Regions from separate parts of the Homo sapiens genome. Here all the other regions are linked to region 2. Evidence: chromatin loops called from intact Hi-C (ENCODE). Cell type or tissue: Caco-2. All regions are shown on one strand.

Region 1 (8,000 bases), 480 kb before region 2:
TCAACCAATATTGATTAAATGACTACTCTGTATCAGGACCTGGCATGTAATAGGAGCTGAATAATTGTTTGCTTAATTGAACTAAACTAACTTTTATGGATCCTCACCTAGTTAAGTTGTCATTCTATTGAGAACTTCTACTTGGTAGACTTTATTTGGTAGGACCGTTAGTTTAATGGGGACTGGGTGAAGGAGTGGAAGCATAATGATAACTGTTTCATAGGAGGGGGAGTTAATGACTTGTACCTGCAAGGACCAGATCATGGGCTTACAATGGGAGTTCAGCCTGCCTTCCGCTGTGTGCCCCAGCTTTGAAGTAGACAACACAAAAGTCTTGGGGAACTTATTTATAGACATTTTCCAAAAGCAGAGGGAAGGATGGAATGGGTGGGTTGCATGAGTCACTTAGGTATTCCTGCCTAAATCAGAACCCTGTACTTCATAAGATTAACCGTATTCATGCCTCTTTTTTTGTATGATTTGTGTATTTTCTTCATACTTTTAAGTTACATTTTTCCTTAGGTGTTGACATTTTTCAAAATTTCAGTCTGTCTTTCTTATGCGAGTGAAGGAAAACAAAGCCATCTTTAGGTGATTCGTTTCTATTTTGGGTTGGAATTTTATGTGGAGAGTAACATACTACCCAGACTAGGTATTGTGGTGTCAGGGTCCTAAAGAAGGAATATGCACTAGGGAAAGTGTAGGGAAAAGTCAGGCTCAGCTGCACAGAATCCTTTTCTACGAGGGAAGTTCTTTTCCAGAGGTCTTTTCTCGGGCATTGGAGATGTTGTGTAGCGTGGTGATGGGAGTCAGGGTGCTGGATTGGAGTAATCCTGATCCTGATTATATGTACTCATGCAAATGATTCATTCTTTTAGGCGTCCATTTTCTCATCTATAAGAGAGATAATTATACCTGATTCACCTTCTAACATGCTAAATGATTTGCCTAATTACTGTGTTATTTTTTATCCCCCCTAGAATGTTAGCTTCTACAGATAAAACTGGGGCAGAGTTTTATTTGCATTGATCCCTGTGTATCCCATGTGCTGGGGACATGGTTACCTTGGAGGTAATTTCAAGGCAAAGGAAGTAGAGGAAGTGGGAGGAATAATTGGGGTGGTAAAAGGACAATATGTTCCTGAAAGTCAATGTAGAAAGGGGTTTCATGAAGAAGATGGCAACAGGGCTGGATACTGAGGAGAGACAGAAGGGAAAATCCAAGGATAGGTCTTTGGATTTTGTAATTAGGAGGATACTGGTGCCTTAGAGAAGCCAAAAGCCATTGAAAAACCCAATAGTCAGTGATAAGAAGGCTAAAGAGATGGAAGGATGTGGTGACAGTGAGTTACAGCAACCCTTTCCAGAAGCTCAACAAAGAAGAGGAGCGGGATGGGACTTAATCTTGATGACAAAAAAGGTTCAAGGGAAGAGTTGTATTTTTATAATTTATTTATTTTTATTTTATTTTATTTTATTTTATTTTTTTGAGATGGAGTCTCGCTCTGTCACCCAGGCTGGAGTGCAATGGTGCAATCTTGGCTCACTGCAACCTCCAGATCCTGGGTTCAAGTGATTCTCCTGCCTCAGCCTCCTGAGTAGCTGGGATTACAGGCACACGCCACCACACCAGCCAATTTTTTTTTTTTTTTCAGTAGAGACAGGGTTTCACCATGTTGGTCAGGCTGGTCTCAAACTCCTGACCTCGTAATCCTCCTGCCTTGGCCTCCCAAAGTGCTGGGATTATAGGCGTGAGCTACCATGCCTGGCCAAGAGTTGTATTTTTAAACCAAGGAAGGAAGGTGCCCAGGGGCAGGGAGAGGCGGAATATGTGAGGAGAGGCAATTATTATTAAGTACCCGAGGAGGGAAAGAGTGAGATAAAACCCTGAGGGAAAAGGTTAGTCTCAGAGGACACTTCTGGTTGAATGTGATTAAAAGGGGGAAAACCATGAGAAGCAGGGAGATTGGAAATTTAAGAGAGAATAATTAAAGGGTTCAAATTGAAGTCATCTAGCGTCTCAGTGAAGTAAGAACCAGATAATATGGCTGTAGTTTGGTGAGGACTTGCAAAGGGTAGAAAAGTTTTCAAAGAGCTATACAGAGAATCTCAATAGGGATCAGTATACATAATTGATGAGATGGCTCAGTGGACAGAGACAAGTGGAATTAGATGGCATGGACATGCTGCAGATCCCATCTACTCAGTTATGTGAACTTCCCCCTCAGTAATGCTCTGTATTCAAAATGGGGCTCAAAAGCAAAATGGCTGACTCGAAGAATGTGAGATTAAAAATTAGAAGGGAAAGTATGAAGGTGGGTAAACGGGTCCTGGAAAACCACGATCTTATTGAAAGTATGACTGAGAAAATGGACAAAAGTAGTAGAGGATTCAGCGATAATGTAAAGATCAAGGAATTGAAAGCCCTGAAGACAAAGACTAGATTCAGCAGCAGTGAGAGGGATGGAAGAGGCATAAAGTTAGGTGTGTTTATCTGATTAAATCATTCTTTTTGTTTTCAGAAAAGAAATGTGGAAGTAATGAAGTTGGAATTTATGGATTATTCCAATGAAAGCAGTCCTTTGTCCTTTTTGGCACACAAGTATGCGTTACTGTTTCTGGGTGATAATAACTTCTAGTTAGACTAGAAAGAGCTGAAGAAAGCATTTTTCTACATCAATGTGTAACAATGAGAAGAGGGAGGTGGGGAGTAGGGGTGGGGGATAACGTCAGTCCTCATCTCAATCATTATGATCATGGAAATTAATTGTTGGGAAGGGAATCTCGAGTTGAATTTCCCCTGAAGTTCTTTTCCAGACATATGCTAAGTTATAGCAGGGTTTATTCTAAGTAGCTTTTATTTCCTCTTTCTTCATCTGTAGCAGAAATTAAAAGAAGTGTCTTTAATAGAAAGCAAGATGCCATCTTATTAGTCATGGTGCCCTAAATCTATTAGCTTTGAGTAGGCAAAGTGGCAGTGATTCTGATATGCCTGACATTGTCCAGTCACATTTCTAACAGCATTTAAGGAGGTGGTCAAAGTCATGTATCTCTTTTGACCTTGGTAAAAATTAATAGTGTAATGCCTAGTCTGCCTGTATCTAAAACCCATCTACAAAAAAGTGATAAAGCAGCCCATGTTCTCAAGGAAGAGGATACAGGTTCTGTCCAGCAGCCATTAGGTGGTGCTGCCTAACCAACATTCCCTTCCCTGTTAGGTCACCTACATGAGTCCTGTTGCCTTTATTGTGGATACAATGGAGAATATTATGTGATTCACTTACAAAAGGTGGAAGTGGCTGAAATTTCTCTATCACCTCTGTGAAACCTATCAGATTCTCTTTTTTTCTGGAGAGTAGTCAATAGCTGCTCTAAGGAGGCAGCAGACACGAAAATGGCTGCTCAGACTGAAAAGCAAGCATTGATATTTGAGTAGCACTTTCCACTTTACAAAGAATTTTCACATGTCAGAGTTCCTGGAATATTGGAGGTAAGCACTCATGACATTTTTTGAATGAATAAGTGGAGTACTGTAGGTAGAGAAAATTAATTCTATATTGACTTCTGATAATGTAGAAATTACATCAAAGTTAGTTTATGAAAAAAGGTATATGTTTCTGAGACAACATGCATGGCTATTGATAAATGTGACACATAATAACACTTACTCTACTCATACTTATTCTATTGCAGGGCTATTATGGAAGTTACCTTATTAGCAGAAAATTGAAAAACAATAACAATAAGAAATTTTTATTAAGAGCATATTCTCAGGCTCTCCTTATTTCCAAATGGTGTCTTCATTGAAGAATTTATTCTCCATTACATAGCTATATATATGACTTTTCTTTTTCTATTTTCAAAAATGTGTTTTTTAATTGACAAAAATTATATATGTTTATTATGTACAACCTAAGTTTTGAAATATGTATACATTGTGGAGTAGCTAAATTGAGCTAATTAACATACACATTACCTCACATTGTTATTTTTTTGTGGTAAGAACACTTAGAATTGACTTTCTTAGTGATTTTCAAGAGTATAATACATTGTTATTAACTATAATTACCATGTTGTTCAATAGGTCTCTTGAACTTACTTCCTCCTGTCTAACTGAAATTTTGTATCCTTTGACCAACATGTCCTCAGCCCTGACCCCTACCCCAAACCCCTGGTAACCACCATTCTACTCTCTGTTTTATTAGTTTGACTCTTTTAGATTGTACGTATCAGTGAGATCATATGGTATTTGTCTTCTGTTCCTTGCTTATTGCACTTAACATGATGCCCAGGTTCATCCAAGCTATACCAAATGACAGCATTTTATTCTTTTGTAAGACTGAATAGTATTTTATTATGTATATACTACATTTTCTTTATCCATTCATCTGTTGATGAACACTTAGGTTGATTCTATATCTTGGTTCTTGGGAATAATGCTGCAATGAACATCAGAGTGCCAGTATCTTTTCAACATACTGATTCCATTTCCTTTAGGTATATACCCAGTAGTGGGATTGTTGGATCATATTGTAGTTCTATTTTTAATGTTTTGAGTAACCTCCATAGTGTTTTCCATAATGGCTTACTAATTTACATTCCTACCAACAATGCACAAGGACTCTGTTTTCTCCACATCCTCTTCAACACTTGTTATCCTTTATCTTTTTGGTGATAGCCATTCTAACAGGTGTGAGGCGGTATCTCATTGTGGTTTTAATTTGCATTTCCCTGATAATTAATGTTGAGACTTTTTCATATAGTTTTGGCCATTTGTATGTATTTTTTTGATAAATGTCTACATTTTTATACCTTTTTTTTGAAAGTTTTTCTTTTTATCTTGAAGGGATGTTGAACTTTGTCAGCTGCTTTTTCTGCATTTATTGAGATGATTATATGTTTTTGGTTTTTCATTCTGTTAATGAGGTATGTCACATTTATTGATTTGTGTATGTTCAATCATCCTTGCATCCCAGAGATAAGTCCCACTTGATCATTGTGAATAATCCTTTTAATGTGCTGTTGAATTTGGTTTGCTGGTATTTTGTTGAGGATTTTGCATCAATGTTCATCAGGGATATTGGCCTGTAATTTTCTTTTCTTGTAGTGTACTTGTCTGGCTTTTGTATCAGGGTAATAGTGGTCTCATAAAATGAGTTTGGAGGTGCTCCGTCCTCTTCAATCTTTTGAAAGAGTTTAAGGATTGGTATTAGTTCTTTAAATGTTTGGTAGAGTTCAACACTGAAGCCATCAGGTCCTGGGCTTTTCTTTGTTGGGAAACGTTTTATTAAGGAGACTGAGTCAGTTTCCTTACTTTTTATTGGTCTGTTCAGATTTTCTACTTCTTCATGATTCAGTCTTGATAGGTTTTATGTGTCTAGGAATTTATTTATTTCTTGTAGGCTATCTGATTTGTTGGCATATAATTGTGCATGGTAGTCTTTTACAATTTTTTGTATTTCAGTGGTATCAGTTGTAATGTCTTTTTTTCATTTCTGATTTTACTTAAGTCTTTCTTTCTTAGTCTAGTTAAATGTTTTCTGAGTTTATCCTTTCAAAAACCAACTCAGGGTTGTTGATATTTTCTACTTTTTTCAATTCTCTCTCTCTCTCTTTTTTTTAACCTAATAATTTTTTTTTATTATACTTTAAGTTTTAGAGTACATGTACACAACGTGCAAGTTTGTTACATATGTATACATGCGCTATGTTGGTGTGCTGCACCCATTAACTTGTCATTTACATTAGGTATACCTCCTAATGCTATCCCTCCCCCCTCCCCCAACCCCACAACAGGCCCCGGGGTGTGATGTTCCCCTTCCTGTGTCCATGTGTTCTCATTGTTCAGTTCCCACCTATGAGTGAGAACATGCGGTGTTTGGTTTTTTGCCTTGTGATAGTTTGCTGAGAATGATGGTTTCCAGCTTCATCCATGTCCCTACAAAGGACATGAACTCATCCTTTTTAATGGCTACATAGTATTCCATGGTGTATATGTGCCACATTTTCTTAATCCAGTCTATCATTGTTGGACATTTGGGTTGGTTCCAAGTCTTTGCTATTGTGAATAGTGCCGCAATAAACATATGTGTGCATGTGTCTTTATAGCAGCATGATTTATAATCCTTTGGGTATATACCCAGTAATGGGATGGCTGGGTCAAATGGTATTTCTAGTTCTAGATCCCTGAGGAATCGCCACACTGACTTCCACAATGGTTGAACTAGTTTACAGTCCCACCAACAGTGTAAAAGTGTTCCTATTTCTCCACATCCTCTCCAGCACTTGTTGTTTCCTGACTTTTTAATGATCGCCATTCTAACTGGTGTGAGATGCTATCTCATTGTGGTTTTGATTTGCATTTCTCTGATGGCCAGTGATGATGAGCATTTTTTCATGTGTCTTTTGGCTGCATAAATGTCTTCTTTTGAGAAGTGTCTGTTCATATCCTTCGCCGACTTTTTGATGGGGTTGTTTGTTTTTTTCTTGTAAATTTGTTTGAGTTCTTTGTAGATTCTGGATATTAGCCCTTTGTCAGATGAGTAGATTACAAAAATTTTCTCCCATTCTGTAGGTTGCCTGTTCACTCTGATGGTAGTTTCTTTTGCTGTGCAGAAGTTCTCTAGTTTAATTAGATCCCATTTGTCAATTTTGGCTTTTGTTGCCATTGCTTTTGGTGTTTTAGACATGAAGTCCTTGCCCATGCCTATGTCCTGAATGGTATCGCCTAGGTTTTCTTCTAGGGTTTTTATGGTTTTAGGTCTAACATTTAAGTCTTTAACCCATCTTGAGTTAATTTTTGTATAAGGTGTAAGGAAGGGATCCAGTTTCAGCTTTCTACATATGGTTAGCCAGTTTTCCCAGTAGATGGAATCTCACTCTGTCAGCCAGGCTGGAGTGCAGTAGTGCAATCTCAGCTCATTGCAACCTCCACCTGCCAGGTTCAAGTGATTCTCCTGCCTCAGTCTCCTGAGTAGCTGGGATTATAGGCACATGCCACCATGCCCAGCTAAGTTTTATATTTTTAGTAGAGACTAGGTTTCACCATTTCAGCCAGGCTTGTCTCGAACTCCCAACCTTAGGTGATCCACCTGCCTGCCTGTATTCTCTCTTTCATTTATTTTTGCTATGGTCTTTATTATTTTCCTCCTTCTACTAACTTTTGGCTTAGTTTGTTCTTCTTTTTCTAGTTCCTTGAGGCATAACATGAGGCTATTTATTTTAGATCATTTTTCTTTTTGATGTATGTGTTTATTGCTATAACCTTCCCTCTTAGAATGGCTTTTGCTGCATCCCATAAGTTTTTCTATGTTGTGTGTTCATTTTAATTTGTCTCAAGATATTTTTAAATTTCATCCTTGGCCCATTTATTGTTAAGGAGCATGTTGTTTGATGTCCATCTTTTTGTGAATTTTTCAAGGCTCTTCCTGTTATTGATTTCTAGTTTCATAACATTGTGGATATAATTTCAGTCTTCTTCAATTCATTAAGACTTGTTTTATGGTTTAATATGATCTATTCTGGAGAACATTTCATGTGTTCTTGAGAAGAATGTGTATTCTATTGCTACTGGGTGAAATGTTCTGTATATATTTGTTAGGTCTATTTAGTCTAGTCTAAAGGTTATTGTATTCTAGTCTATAGTCTATGAAGCTTATGTAAAACACTTTATAACAGGCTGTTTTAAGCTGATAACAACTTAACTTTGATTGCATATACAATTCTATACTTTTATCCCACCCCACCCCCAATTTTATGTTTTTGATATCATAATTTACATATTTTTGTATTGTGTATCCTTAAATTGTAGCTGTTACTATTTTTTTGTTATGTTATTATTTTAAATAATTTTTTTCTTTTAACTGTCATAGTCATGATATGTTATCTGCATACCACCATTACTGTATTAGAGCATTCTGAATTCAACCATGTACTTTTACCAGTGAATTTTATACTTTTATGTGTTTTAATCAGCATTACTTTTTTTCCAGCTTGAAGAAT
Region 2 (8,000 bases):
AACTCATTTGTCATCCTTGGCCTAAAATGTCCTCTATTTGCACAGCAATTACAATCTGTAACTTCAGTTGGACAAATCTATTCCATGTGTTGCTATAAAGTAATATCAAGTGATATCACAGTATTTCAACAAGTTCATTTTTCAATGAATAAAAATAATTGAAACTGATGCTTTTTTCTTTTTCTAAAATAATTTTCCTTTTATTGTCAGTAATTCAGGCTCCCACTCAGAAAATCCTTTGTGAGTCAAATTTGATAATACTTCTTTTTTAGTTTCTCTACCTAAAGAGAATAATATTGTCTAGTGATTAAGCACATAAACTCTTGTCATAGTGTCTGAATTCAAGCCCTAACTCTCCCACTTACTCTGTGACCTTAGAAAGTTACAGAACTTTTCTGTCACCTCAGTTTTCCTTTAGTAAATAAGTATGTAAGAGTTGTGAAAAATAAATGTATGAGAAAAATTAATAATACATTATTATTAATAATAATATGGGAGACTCACAACTGTTGTGGGCTTAGTAGAATTTACCTAGTTGTTATTTGTAGCAGAATTTATAACTATTGTTTTGTATTTCCTTTTCTCAAAGTGATCTTTTCTGGCAGTAGAAACTTCAGAAATTTCTTTTTGGTTTTAGATACAAGTTTTTAAGCACTTTGGGAGTTGTTTATCACTGTTTAAATATGTGTGCAGCTCTGTCTATGAAAAGATGAATATTACTTGGTTTTGAAACCTAGACTATCTCTGGATGGTTTTACTTTTATTCATCCCTCTGTTCTTTATCCATCCACTCATCCAATAGATATTTAATGAGTGCCTTCCACAGGCTTTGCACTGGTGAAATAAAGATAAACAAGACACATTATCTGCTTTTGATGATCTCTATGGTGGGACCAGTGAGAGACAGAGAGGTAAACGGGCAATTACAATACAGGCATAACTCACAGATACTGCAAGTTCAGTTCCAGACCAGTGCAATAAAGCAAGTATCTCAATGAAAGAAGCTGCACAAATTTTTCATTTCCCAGAGCATATAAAAGTAATGTTTACATTATACTGTAGTCTATTAAGTGTGCAGTAGCATCATGTCTAAAAACAATATACATATTCTTTAATTAAAAAATGCTTTCTTGCTAAAAATTGCTAACGATCATCTGAGCCTTCAGTAAGTAGTAGTCTTTGCTGGTGGAGGGCCTTGTCTTGATGTTGAAGCCTGCTGACTGATCAAGATGGCGGCTGCTGACGTTTGGGGTGGTGGTGGCAATTCCTTAAAATAAGACAACAATAAAGTTTGCCGCATCAACTGACTCTTCCTTTTACAAAAAAATGTCCATGTAGCCTGCAATGCTGTTTGATAGTATTTACCTACAGTGGAGCTTCTTTCAAAATTGAAGTCACCCTCTGAAATCCTGCTGATGCTTTATCAACTAAGTTTATGTAATAGTCTACACTCTTTGTTGTCATTTCAGCAACGTCATTTCAGCATTTTCAGCATCTTTACGAGAAGTAGATTCTAGCTCAAGAAACCACTTTCTTTGCTCACCCATAAAAACTAATTCTTTATCCTTTCAAGTTTATCATGAATTTGCAGCAATTCAGTCACATTTTTAGGCTCTACTTTGAAATATAATTCTCTTGCTATTTCTACCACATCTGCAGTTGCTTCCTCCACTGAAGTCTCAAACTTCTCAGTCATCCATGAGGGCTGGAATCAACTTCTTCAAAACTCATGTTCATGTTGGTACTTTTACCTCCTCCCATGAATCATGAATGCTTTTAATGGTATACAGAAAGGTAAATATTTTCCAAAAGATTTTAAATTTACTTTGCCCAGAGAAATCACTGTCTATGGCAGCTGTCACTTTACAAATTTTATTTTTTAATCAGTAAGACTCAAACGTTGAAATAACTCCTTGATCCATCAGCTGTAGAATGGATGTCATGTTAGCAGGCATGAAAACTACATTAATCTCCTTGCACATGTCCATCAGAGCTCGCAGGTGACTAGGTGCATTGTTAATGAGCAGTAATATTTTGAAAGGAATCTTTTTTTCTGAGCAGTAGGTCTCGACCATGGCTTAAAATATTCAGTAAACCATGCTTTAAGCAGATGTGCTGCCATTCAGGCTTTGTTGTTCCATTTATAGAGTACAGGCAGAGTATATTTATCATAATTTTTAATAGCCTGAATGTTTTAAGGATTTTTGGAATGATAAATGAGCACTGGCTTCAACTTAAAGTCATCAGATGCACTAGTCCTTAACAAGAGAGTCAGCCTGTCCTCTGAAGCTTTGAAACCAGGCATGACTTCTCCTCTTTATCCATGAAAGTCCTATCTGGCATCTTCTTCCAATAGAAGACTGTTTTGTCTACATTGAAAATCTGTTGTATAGCGGGCCACCTTCCTCGATTATCTTAGTCAGATCTTCTGGATAAGTTGCTGAAACTTGTACACCAGCACTTGCTGCTTCATTCTGCACTTCTATGTTCTAGAGACAGCTTCTTTCCTTAAACTTCATGAACCAACCTCTGCTAATTTCCTCACCTCTCTCAGCTTTCATAGACTTGAAGAGAGTTTGAGCCTTGCTCTGGATTAGGCTTTGGCTTAAGGCTTAGGCTTTGTGGCTGGTTTAATCTTAGGCTTTGTGGCTGATTTGATCTTCTCTCCAGACCACTCAAACTTTCTCCCTATCAACAATAAGGCTGCTTTACTTTCTTATCATCCAAGTAGTCACTTTTAAGTTCCTTCAAATCTTTTACTGTCAACTTAAAGCTGGGCTAACTCTTTCATGTAAGAGGCCTATCTCAGCTTTCAACATGCTAAGCTTAATCATAGAAATGCTTTTGACTGGAAGTGAGAAATGTGTGACTCTTCCTTTCACTTGAACACTTAGAGGCCATCGTTGTGTTATTAAGTAACCTCGTTTCAATATTGTTGTGGCTCAGAGAATAGGGAGGCCTAAGGAGAGGGAGAAAGATGGAAAAAAGGCAAGTCGTTGGAGGTATCAGAACACACACAACATGTATTGATTAAGTTCACTGTCTTATATGGGGACTGTTCATGGTGCCACAAAACAATTACAGTAGTAACATCAAAGATTACTGATCACAGATAACCATAACAGATATAATAATAAAAGTTTAAAATACTGCTAGAATTATCAAAATGTGTCACAGAGACACTAATTGAGCACATGCTATTGGAAAAGTGGCACCAACAGACTTCCTCCATTCAGGGTTGTCAAAAACCTTTAATGTGTAAAAAGTTTAACATCTGTGAAACACAATAAATCAAAATGCAATAAAATAAGGTATGCCTGTACTGAGTATTAAGCATTATGATGTGAAAATGCTTGGGCCTGTAATCTCAGCACTTTGGGAGGTCAAGGCAGGTGGATCACAAGGTCAGGAGTTCAAGACCAGCCTGGCCAATATGGTGAAACCCCGTTTCTACTAAAAATACAAAAAATTAGCCAGGCATGGTGGTGGGCTCCTGTAATCCCAGCTACTCAGGAGGCGGAGGCAGGAGAATCGCTTGAACCCAGGAGGCGGAGGTTGCAGTGAGCCGAGATTGAGCCATTGCGCTCCAACCCTCCAACCAGGGCGACAGTGTGAGACTCCGTCTCAAAAAAAAAAAAAGGAGCGCAAAGGGTGAGTTTCAATGCCTTGGGCATCACAGAAGGCATTCAGCTTTTCTAGTATTGACCAATTTATTTAAAAGACATTGTATTCTAGTTGACCTCAGCCAAAGAGTTACTTCAGATAAATGCATTCATGCCTTATAGAAAACACTCAGGGCAAACCTGGCTTCTTTGAAAGCTGGAAGACAGAAGCTTATTTTTCAATCTCATGGCTATTTTATTTTGGGGAGCCGCAGAATGCACTGATTACGGCTATTTTGCTGCATCTTAGTCCCATTTGGAAAAGGGTGTTGGTCTATTTTATATAGCTGAGCCGAATAAATCCTAGTACTTACCCCTGTAATTTATTGCATGTGAAGCTAGCCTGTGCCCTGGATCACAAAAGAAATGCACCAGGGAAAGTTTCCGTCTCACTTTTATTTAGGAAATAAATCACTCTTTCAGCACAAAACACATAAAAAGCTGACAAATTTAGTCTAAGCATTAATAATTATTTTTAAGTCCCATAAATCCTAGGTTACTTTATAGTATGGCCATAGGAATCCTCTTTTTAAAAAAAGATATTTTATTTTTGTCCAGTAAAATGGGTCGTTAGTTATATAGAGTCTTTATAGTTTTGAATTTAAAAAGCTGTGTGTTTTTATAGTGCTAGTTTGCTTGCTAATTCAAAATATTAAGATCATTCTGCTCTGACTTTTTTTTAATTCAATGTGTCCGGAAACAAGAAACCATATTATCACTGGGAATTTATAGGATACTTAAATCCAATTTAAAAGAAAGAAAGAAAGAAAGAAAATGAATGAAAACACTGCAAAACTACTGAAAACTATTGCTCCTGGAACATTCAGCTTTGATATTAAATTTAGTACCAATGTAGACATTGCCACAAGCACAAGCGTACACCAACTGAGTGGGTTAATCATGACAAGGCTTGCCAACTTCAATCCCAATTGTTGGTTTTATTTTTCAATCTCTAAAGAAATGTTCTTGGACCACTTAAATAATGAGGAACTAAGCAACACACTCATTTCTTATGCTGTGAACCAGAAACCGAAAGGTCAAATGTGCTTTGGGAATGCAATCATTAAAACACATAAGCGTGGCGGCATGGATAGGAGGAGCCATTTTGTATGGAATAGTTGAAATTTCTTCATTATTTTTGAAGACCACCAATAAAGCCTTCTAATGAAACCTTTTCAAAATGCTCCATGACTGTAACTCAGTCTTGATGAAACAAACAGTGAAAGCAGAAGGTGAAGTGCTCCATCTAGAGTACAAAGGAACTAAGTTTAAAAACACTGGGAGAGTTCCTCTAGGAACTGGCTCTCTCAAAATTACCCCTCATATGAGAAACAGATAGTATGAGATGAAACATTATTCTCATTGCTTGCAAAAATAAATTGCTTCTCAACTTGTTCTGTTTCTCACATTTATCAACCTAAACATAACATTGAGATAATTTAGGCGATCCCTTAGATTGATTAAATAAATTGATAGGTCACCTGAAAATACCAAAGTAGTCAATGTGGCATCAGATTTTTAATTATGGCTTAACACAATATATCCAAAATATTCTTTATCTTCCATTATTTATGTAGCATTGATTGGATTTCAAATATTGAATATAGTAGCATCCCCTATATTTGTCCTCTGGAAGGTTATGCTCATAGTAAAGTGTTTCCATTTTGTTAATATTATGTCACTATTCCATTATGTTGATATTTTTCTTTCTTTTCCAGGCAATAATAGGGGAATCATCATTTATCCCAAAGCTAATAATGAAGTGGAGCTTCAGAGTCATTTACTTTCAATGGAGTGTCATTGTAGTGACCATGGACATTTATGAAGTCTTGCTAAATAAAAGTTGAGTTGAGGACCCTTTTATGGGATGTATTTAGGTGATTCACAGACTCTCATAGTAACAGCCCTACCCTCAGATATGTAGCAGAAGATACCCCGCAGCAGAAGTATTTGGGTAACAGAGGATGTGGTGGTCAATTTTCAGTGTCAGCTTTACTGGATTAAGGATTACCTGGAGAACTGGTAAAGAATTATTTCTGGGTATATCTGTGAGGGCATTTCCAGAGGGGATTGAAGTGTGAGTCAGTGGACTGAGTGGGGAAGATATGCCCTAAATGTAGGAAGGCACTATTCAATCAGCTAGGGGCCTTGATAGAATAAAAAGGTGATTTTTCTCTCTTTTTTTGGAGCTGGGGTATACTTTTCTCTTATTCTTGGACATCAGAACTGCAGGCTCTCTGGCTTTTGGACTCCAGGACTTACACAAGTGACCCCTGGGCTCTCTTGCCTTGAACTGAATTTACACCATTGGCTTCACAGTTCCTGAGGGCTTTGGACTTGGACTGAGCCATGCTACCAGCTTCCCTGGGTCTCTAGCTTGCAGATGGCCTGTCCTGACACTTCGCAGCCTCCATAATCACATAAGCCAATTCTCCTAATAAATTCTCTCTCATCTCTCTCTGTATATATCCTGTTGGTTCTGTCTCTCTGGAGAACCCTGATGAATACAGAGGAGAAACAAGGTTTAAAATGAGCTGAAGCAAAAGCAGATTACCCATGAAAAAATCTTCCAACTCTTACAGTATATCTATATCTATATCTGATTTGAAAAAAAAGTGTATATATGATATTTATTAGAATTTGTTCCAAATTTGATGACAATCACAAAAGTTTACATCAAAAGTACCAAAAACAAATTTGAATCTGGAAGAAACATTTCCAAATGATCAATAATTTAAAAAAATTCATTACTCATGTTAGAGGAAAAACAATCTATTAACAAATCAATGTTGTATAAAAAGGTGATCAAAGAGCATGTAGCCAAAAAATGTGAGAAATAAAAACATGAAAGAAGTATAGTAGGTCATTAATTTATAAAATGTTGTATTGTTGTTTTTGTGGAATGTTTATTTGTTGACTTTTAGAAATTTATACTTTCTTGTGCATTTTTCTTATTCTAAGTAACATTAGCTTCCTAATTTTGTATTCTTTTTCTTAAGGAGACACCCAAGCCATCTGCCCTATCAGTAATTCCTATAACGTCTGGAAACAGTTTACAATGAGTGGAATATTCATGCTTCTAGTTTATTTTCCTCTTTTTAAATTGGAGCTAATTTTTAGTGATTTCTTTCTTTATTGTATTATTTCAGAAAATGAGGCCTCAGATTCTCCAGAAATCAATTTAGCTGTTTGTTAATAGATACACTAAGAAGAAAAGCCATGAAAGCAAAAGTCTTCTAAACTTGTTTACCCCAGATTTCCTCCCCCACTAAGTAAAGAACTAGATTCCTTTTCTCTAAGTCTGGTCCAGGATTTTAGGAAGACTACTTCTGGTAGGACTATAACTGATAACTAGAGATTCTGATTGAAAACAGCTTAATACTGAAAACAAAAAGATTCTTAAATGTTTAATTTTTTTAGTCTTGCATCATTTATTATAATTTGGGAAGTAGCTATAGCATTATCCCGACTTCTGAAATTTGACTGGTAGTCTCTTTTGTAAGAGGTTGCAATTTTTTTTTATTTTAATTGAGACAACGGTCTCGCTTTGTTGCCCAGGCTGGTCTTGAACTCCTGGACTCAAGGGATCCCCCTACTTCAGCCTCTCAAAGTGTTGGGATTATAGACATAAGCCACCACGCCCAGCCTAGAAATTGTTAAGAATATATGATGCGATATTCAGCAATCAGGAACGGAAGTAACAAATGGAATTACTTTGTAGGAATACACTGGGTTGGGAAATATTTAATTTTTTTTAAGAAAACCTCTAAAATATTTTTTCACAAACCAAAACCTTCTATGAGCTCTATTTCCTCTTTGTGCAATAGCTGGGAGCTGTGTTCAACCTGGAATTCTAGAAGGGCATAGTAAGTGCTATATTTCATCAACATAAATAATTAACTGGAGAAGGACATGAAATATTCATAGCTGAAAATTATTGAAGTAGACTGCAGAGGGGGAGGAAATATCTAAAAACTGAAGAAAAATGAATCATTTAGTTAATATTCAACTTATGGCATTTTATTTATTTATTTATAATTAATTAATGCCTACTCCTTTTGGGCCAATGACAAGTGTTGGGTGTACTAGGCTAAAGCACAATTGGACCATATTAGATTTATGATTTGAAACTATAAGGGATTTGATGTTTTGTGTGTATTCTGGCAGAAGGTATGCATCAGGAGTAGGAGAAGAGGGAGTCTCTGTTTTGCTTTTTCACTTTAAGCCCATTCCAATAATAAGGCAACTGCTATTTTGGGAGTACTAGCAATTGTTCAATTTAGTGTCACAGACTGCAAATGATTTATGCTATTGGAGGTTTTCACTTTTGTGGGAAGG
Region 3 (8,000 bases), 160 kb before region 2:
TTTCTTCACAACATGTCAGCTAAATGATGATCCACTGTTTTATTCAAACAAAATACTGTATTGCAAAAGGAAAAATAAACTGCAGATAACACATTTCTGACCTCAACGAAGACATTTCAGGATATCCCTGGAGAAAATCTGCACCCCACCCCAAACCAAGCAATTTAACTTCTGAAAAATCGAGTTAAACACCAGCTTCACTTGTCTTCCTTAGCTTAGGTGCTTAGTTTTGGGGTGAATTCACTCATACAGCAAAGACTTACTGAGCATCTACTATGTGCCAGGCACCATGCTCAGTCGTAGGGCACAGGAGTGAACAAGGCAATACCTTGGGGTTTGTGGTGTAAAATGAATTAAAAACAGTGAAGAAGGATTGCTCTGCGCCATCCTCTGCTTTACCCTCTACTCTAAGAGGTAAATAGAGAAAATGGGGTCCATTATGAGGCCCCTCTGAAATTCAGTAAGCCTTCTCTGAGACAGATGAGTGCTCACCGTGGGTAGGAAAGAAGATTAAGAAAGAGTAGGAATAGTGTTAGGTCTGGGAGTAAATGGATCAAGGGACCCCAACATTTGCTGGGGCTCCCTTTATATAACTCTGCTCCTTTCTTCCTGTCTGCTTTTCTTCTTTCTCTTGCTCTAAGCCTAGAATCTTCAGCTGCTCTGGTCCACCTGGTAGAAAACAGCTGAACAAGCTTCTGACCTTTGCATCAGACAGTCCAGGTACTCAGCCTATATTCCAAGTCTCAAAAGCCAGAATGCCCAGAAAGGGAATCACTGGCCAGGCTTGGATTAGCCTCCCATCCCCTGGACGATAAATTTACTGTGCTCATCATGTGTGGTACACTAGGAATAACAGGTCTAGCATTGGCCAGGTACCTGCCAACAGAACTAATGAAGGGTTACATTGTAATATGGCAGTTCCTGGTACCACTTCGTAGATAGCAAGTGCATCATTGTTTATATGTGCTCAAAACATGTTGGGAGAACAAACACATTCAATATATTACTAGATGTTAAACATCTATGTTGATGGGATCGACTTTGTTGCAAAGCTTGGCTGCTGCATGTTATTCAGGTTCAGAAGACTTTAAGCAATTTGACATCCATGACTCCTTCACTTCTGGGGTATCGGGCAAAAGCAGGGGACAGCACGTAAGAATACAAGAGACTCAAAAAGCTAGGGCAGAGAGTTAAGACAGAGCCCACAGAGTTGAGTTGTAATTGGCTGAGTGAATAGGGTTGCTGGGGTACATGGCAAGGTGAGGACTGAAATGTGCATCTGGAAGCAGGGGCAGCTGTGGGACACTGGTGACCAAAATACAAGTTTCCTGCCCTCAGGAAGCCTCCATTTTACTGGGAGATGCAGAGCATATGTAAGCAAACAAAAGGAATTATTACAAATTGAGATCAGTGCCATGAAGTAAATTTTAAAAAACAATGAAACAGCTGCAGAGAGAGAAAACTTCCACTTTACATAGGATGTTTGGGGAAGGTGATATTGAAGCTGTACCCTGAAGGATTCAGAAAAGTCAGCCATGGAAATGGCCAAGGAAACGTGCTCCAGGAAGAGGGAACAGCCGTGACATGGGAATAATCACATAATGGGAAGACGAGGTGTGGCGCTGTCCAGAAGTGGGCAGCAGGAGCATGTGCTCATTTGATTAAAAAAATTGTTTGCCACACTTACAGATATAGGAGAAAGTAATTCAAATCAGTGACTTTTTAAAGAAAAGCAATTTTATTTCCCTGAGTATATGATTGACAGTAAACATAAAGTCCTTCTATGTAAAAAATGGCTTTGTTCTAGTTCAGGTATACAGAGATAACCTGAAAGAAAATACAATTTCAAAACAGCAACATCGCAATCAGGATGAACGGCCTGGTTTTTGAAGGAAAAGAACAGACTCTCTCATCAGAGAGGCTCAGGGGAAAAGAATTATATCAGTCCAGTCTAGAAACAAAACTTTATATGCCAAAAATATGCTTCAATGTAGAGAGAGAAAGTGTACTTAGTTTGAAAAAAAAGCAAGATGAAGTCTCCTTAGAAACACCAGATGCACAGACCAGAATCAATTATCTGAGAAAAAGCAATAAGGTGGCTTTACTTTGCCTGAAATCAGAAGCTTGCAGCTACTACTTTTCATTTTCATACAAAGTGGGAGGGTTGAAATACAACCAGGACTACTGATGTTTATGTGCTTAAACAAAACAAAACAAAACAAAAACTAGTACAAGTCACCATCTATTCTGGCCAACTTGCCACTGCTAGTAGCATGTAGGATTTGAATAGAACCTCGACCTACCAAAAGGTCATATCACTGACCAAAAAAAGAGTATTTTCAGGCAAAATAAGTTCAGGACCAGGGTCCTACAGAGCATGGATTGGTGACAATGAGTTTTTAAAAGGTGGGGTTATATTTATATAATTCTCTTATAGGCACATTGCTATGTGCCTTAGCATTGCTAAGCCTTAGCAATGATAATTCATAGCTAAATTATTGACCTTAGATGTTAATGCTGAATCCTAAATTCAGACATTGTACTTATTTGACATAAATCAGAAAAAAACTGGTAAAAGTCAGGAAAAAAAATCTAACTAGAAGTATACAAGAAAAATGTAAAAAGTTTCTGAGTTCTGGGGAGATAGTCAGAAAACAAAAAATTTCAGTTAGACAGAGACAATTACATCAAGACATCTATGGTACACTATGCTGGCTATAGTTAATAACAATATATTATACTGTATATTTTCAAATTGCTAAGAGAGGAGATTTTAAGTGTTTTTTACCACAAAAAAATTAGTATGTGAGAGTATGCATATGTTAAGTGGCTTGATTTGACTGTTCTGCAAGGTGTACATGTATTAAGACATCATGTTGTGTACCATAAGTGTATACAATTTTTCCTTGTCAATTAAAAAAATTTAAAAATAACACAAAACAAGGGACAAAAAAGTGCTTTAAAAGGAAGGGAAGCAGTAGTGAACCGTTTCATATTGGGAACAAATACTTGTTTGGGAAGAGTATATTTTTCTGTCTGATTCCTTGGCTGGGTCAGCTGATCCATACTGCAGTAATATTTTCTGGGTTTAGAAATAATTTCACTTTGTTGGTCTCACTTTATTGTTCAACTTTTTATAACTTGAAGCCTGTCTTGGTGAAAATGGAGACCTCAGACATAATGTTATTTACAGTCTTTCTCCTCTTCTGTCAGCTTAATAAGAGTATTACAGTGACCACTCTTTCTTCTTCTAGTGCATGCCTTGTAGATGAGTGAGAGGTAAGAGGAAGTGCCAATAAATCAGCCAAAGTCAGTACCTCTGGGTCAGTGGTTCATAACCTTGACTGAATATTAAAATCACCTGGGGAGATTTTAAAAATCCCCGTATCGGGGCCGCACTCCCAGCCTGGCAAATTAGCATCTCTGGGGAGGAGGCCAGGAACCAAAATCAACATGTCAGGGTGTGGACCAAGGCACGTGTTCCTTAAAACGTCTGGTCTTTCTCAAGCAGCTGGTGAGAACCACTGATCTAACTGCTTTTCTCACTTCACCATGTGCAGCAACCACCTGAGAGTTTTATTAAAATGCAGATTCCCATGCAGCAGACCTGTGTGGGTGCTGAGGGTCTGCAATTCTAACAAGTCTCACGTGACGCTGTTGCTTCTGCTGCTTTCCACATTTTGGGTACAGAGACTCTGGATCAGGGGTTCTCAAAATATAATCCCTGGATCTGCAGCATCAGGGTCCACAGAAATCTTGTTGGAAATGCAAATTCTTGGGCCTCATCCCAGATCTAGTAAATCAGTAACTCTGGGGGTGGAACCCAACAGTCTGTTTTAACCAAACCTTAAGGGGATGCTGATGTACATTGAAGTTTGAGAACAACTATTGGATTGGATAATATTTTTGAGTTTACTTGAGTGTTAGGCTTTTGAGGGGCAAGAAAGGGAGATACCATAGTTTATCCAGAGCAATGGAGAAGGCTTACTTGTGGAAATGAGATCAGGCTTCACAGGAACCCAGGAAAGGTTGCACAACCAGGAAACACGTGATGACCTACTGTGGCACAGCGAGGCATCCCAGGAATGTGGTGTGGTCTGGAAGCACGGAGTGTCATTCTGCACCTGGAGTGACTGCCCAGGCTGCCCACTGCCTGGCCAGTGCACTGTGTCTTTCTCTAGTGCCTTCTCTTAGCATGACTCTACAATGCTCACCATCTCTGCACACTGCAGGGTGGCTTAGTTGGAGTCCTAGAATGAGGCGGCTTGAATCAGACTTCTGGTTTCTTATTTGCTTAGCCTCAGTTTTCTTGTCTTGAAAAATGGGAATACTAATGGTACCTATCTCAGACTTGTTGTGGGATTAAATGAGATAGTGGGTGTGATGTGTTTAGAGCATTGCCTGGGACCCAATAACTGCTAAACTATAACGCTTCCATTCTTGTCTACAAAAAGCTTTTTTAATACAGTTTTTAAAGAAGTTTCTGAGTTTTAAGTAAACATGTAAAATTGTTATAAATAAATAGCTAAAAAAGTATTGGTCCTAGATAGAAATGCTTAGAAGTTATTTGGACAGATTGTTGTAATGTAGGCTACATTGAGGAAATGGTTTCAGTTTGGAATGGCTCAAACTAAACTTGACTCTGGAAAATCTCAGGAAAATATATAATGTAAACTATTAGATGCAATCTGTATTGATTTTTACTGCTTTGTATGTTTTAAAATATGTGCATATAACTCTTCATTACTTGATAGAAAATGTTGTTACATATGAGTATTTCTAACACAAGTTATGAGCTCTCTGTCCATACAGAGTTCATAAAATAGGAAAGGATACAGACAATTAATAAGTCAACAAATAATTAAGGAGTCAATTGCTGATTGTGATAATTTTTCTGAAGAAAATGAATAAGAAGGAGAGATTGATTTATACATATAATGAATATATAATTTATTATTTATTAATTATATTGACTCATAATTGATTATATTGATTTATATGCATAATTATATAATCTGTATATATTGATTTATTTATATATGTGTGTGTGTGTGTGTGTGTGTGTGTGTGTGTGTGTGTGTGTGTGTGTGTATAGAGAGAGAGAGAGAGAAAGAGGCACTGATTGACTGTGGGGGTGATCAAAGAAGGTGACATATGAGCCAAGCCCTGACAGGTGAGAGGACAGAAGGGATCCCAGGCTCCTGAAACTGAGCACATCCAGTCAGCAAAGGGCTTGGTTTAGCAGAGGAAGAGAGGCAGCTCCAGAAGCATGGTGAGTGAATGGAGAATGAGGCTGAGGAGGCAGGCAGTGGCTACAGCTCACACAGCTGTGGGCTCTGGGGAGAAGGTTTTGTTAAAGGAAATGAAATATGATTGAAAAATTTTAAACATGGGAGTGATATAATCCAATTTGTATTTTTAAAAAACGGGTGGATTCAAGAGGATCTTTGAATTCTTATCTAAAGCTGAGATGGTGACTCTGTCGTTAGAGGGTCTCAAAGCTGTCTTACGGCACATACGAAACAGTTATACACCATGACTTTTGGTATGAGTTCCATATAGCAGTAAGATTCTAACTAGACAAATAGTGCCACTTATAAACTTAAACAGTAGCTGGGGGAAAAAATAAACAACAAGCCATTCTTGTGATTTATCCTAACCAGCCCTCATCACTGCTGCATCATACGCATAGCTCCCTGCTCTCCTCTGGTCCTCTGGGTCCTCTGCACGCTTTCACCTGCCCAGCCTCCACTCCCCTCCTTCTAGCACTTCTATCTGGTCAGCAATTCTATCCCTGACAACTGACTGTGCTGCTTCTCCTGCCTGCAACTCATTAGTTTGTCCCATAATGGAGGGCCTGTCTCTTTTCTGTCACAAAGGACTCCTCCTTTTGTCCCAATGGCTTGGCCTGGACTCAGGACCATTTTCTCCCTTACAATTCATTTGACTGCACTCTCCTTGAGAAAAAGGATTATATCTGGCTCACTATTACATGCCTGTATTCACCATGGTGCTCAGCACATCCAATTGTTAAGTCTTCAAGAAATACTGCTGGATGAGTGATTCCTCTGCCCATGGAGGCAGCTTGTATGGACACGAGATACCCCTGGACAATGACCTCTCTCTATGCACTCAATCCTATCCTTCTCCTGCCAGCTTCTACATTAGGAACCAGAATGGCTCTGTGCCAATTAGCTTCTCCCAACTAATTTAACCAAAGTTGGATCTAAGCCTTCATTTTTTTTTTAAACCTTACTCAGTCAAGGCACAAGCTTGGGCACAATTGAATTTTCCTGAATTGTGGCTGAGTTTTAATTGTGGCAACTCAGAAAAAGCAAGTTTTCAGATGTTCTGCGTCATTTCCAGGATAATAATAACAGCTCACGTTCATTGTGCATTACTGTTTGCCAGGCACCATGCTGAGTGCTTTGCAAGCATTGTCTCCTTTAATCTTCACTGCAACCCTCTGTGAAAAATATGACTATCCTCATTTTACAGATAAGGAAACTGAGGCTTAGAGAGGCAAAGAAATTTGCCCAGGGTTACAAAGCTAACAAACAGGAGATCTGAGATTTTTCAAGATCCTTCTGAATGAAAAACTTGTACCTGTAACAACTACGAAAAAAAAAACTAAAATAAAATTTGTGATAACATATCAACATACTGCAAATTAGCACTAGGAAATGGATAAATTAATGGATAGTGATATTGAAAAAGTAGATGGTATTATGGAACTCTATTGCATAATTGGATAGATTTTAATTTCTCTGTCATACAGCTTCTCTTTACTTCCAAAAAAATCTGTTTTCATAATCCTTTACCAGTATATCAGAGCATATTTCAGATTTTTTGGATTCTAAAGTATTTTATTTTAATACGAAAAACCCAAGAAAACCAGGGAGGCTTAGAAAATAGTCCATATCTTAGATTTGAAAAGCCTCAAATAAAAGACACGAAGAAAACCTAAGAATTCTCATATATAACTGAAATATATGTGTGATCAAAGCCATTTAGATTTTAAAACCAGCATTACTTATAGAAAGTCTCAGGAACCAAACCAGCTCATCTTTCAAAGTTTCTTTGAGTGACAGTTCTAAAGTGTCCAAAAGACAGATTTTCCATTTTTTTAAACTTAACATCAAAGCACATATTCATATATTTATTTATTTAAAAAGAGATTGCCTTTAAAAATGCCTAATGCTCCTGATGTTATTTGAAACACACACACACACACACATATATATATATATAAAAAATAAATGTCTGCCTACCTAGAAAACTGCAGAATTTCAACTCACAGCACTAACCTAGTATAAGGCAGAACTTCAGATGGAAGTCTTCTTAAAGAATATTACAGTTTTTCGTCAGAGAAATAGTTATCTACAGGACTCTTGACTTTTACATTTATGCTTTTTGTCATGAGTAGTTTATGAAATATTACATAATTCATTTAAAATATATCAAGAATCAGGGAAAGCACTTCTATCAAAATTACAAATAAAATTTAAGAGAATAAATGGTAAGTGTTTTACCAGTCTTAACCAAGGAAAATAATTTTCCAACACTTGGGAAAATTATGAACTCAAGTTAAGATTTAATCTTGTAGAAGAAGTTACACATCTGTATGTCATTTAATTTACCAATTTCAGTGATTTTAAAACATCTGTACTGATACTACTGCATTTATAATTATATGCCTACATAATCCAGTGTTTTGGTTAGGAGACTCTTTCAGGGATTCCGACAATTAGGAAAACCTAGGTATGGGTTACACTTCAAAAACCTGTAGCTTTATAGCTACAGGTTAAGTCATTTAAACTTTCTGAGTCTCCCTTGCTTCATCTGTGCTATAGAGAAATAATAATATTCACCTTTTTCCTTCATGGAAGTGATACATTGAGCAGAGGCGTGGACCTCGTAGCAGTACAACCTGGGTTCAAATCCAGGCTTTCCCCTCTGCAACAAGGCCATGCAAAGCCTTGGATACGCCCCTTATCCCT

Evidence for each region. Peaks named below come from ENCODE experiments on the same cell type or tissue, not always from the same donor. Only the 100,000 strongest peaks of a DNase experiment are listed, where the experiment ranks them.
Region 1: it touches region 2 in a loop (25-fold over the local background); 11 of 110 quality-filtered maps call a loop at or near these places.
Region 3: it touches region 2 in a loop (3.0-fold over the local background); 2 of 110 quality-filtered maps call a loop at or near these places.

What each region holds. Positions count from the first base shown.
Region 1 is chr18:26,810,053-26,818,052 of GRCh38, forward strand. No RefSeq gene overlaps it. Among named protein-coding and RNA genes, the nearest start is that of AQP4-AS1, 51 kb to the right of the region's middle. In Caco-2, no CTCF peak of the experiment used is centred here; a DNase peak (open chromatin) is centred at 3,189.
Region 2 is chr18:27,293,709-27,301,708 of GRCh38, forward strand. No RefSeq gene overlaps it. Among named protein-coding and RNA genes, the nearest start is that of LINC01908, 74 kb to the left of the region's middle. In Caco-2, a CTCF peak has its summit at 4,875; no DNase peak of the experiment used is centred here.
Region 3 is chr18:27,132,265-27,140,264 of GRCh38, forward strand. The region is part of intron 2 of CHST9 (carbohydrate sulfotransferase 9); the gene reads right to left. Among named protein-coding and RNA genes, the nearest start is that of CHST9, 49 kb to the right of the region's middle. In Caco-2, no CTCF peak of the experiment used is centred here; a DNase peak (open chromatin) is centred at 4,067.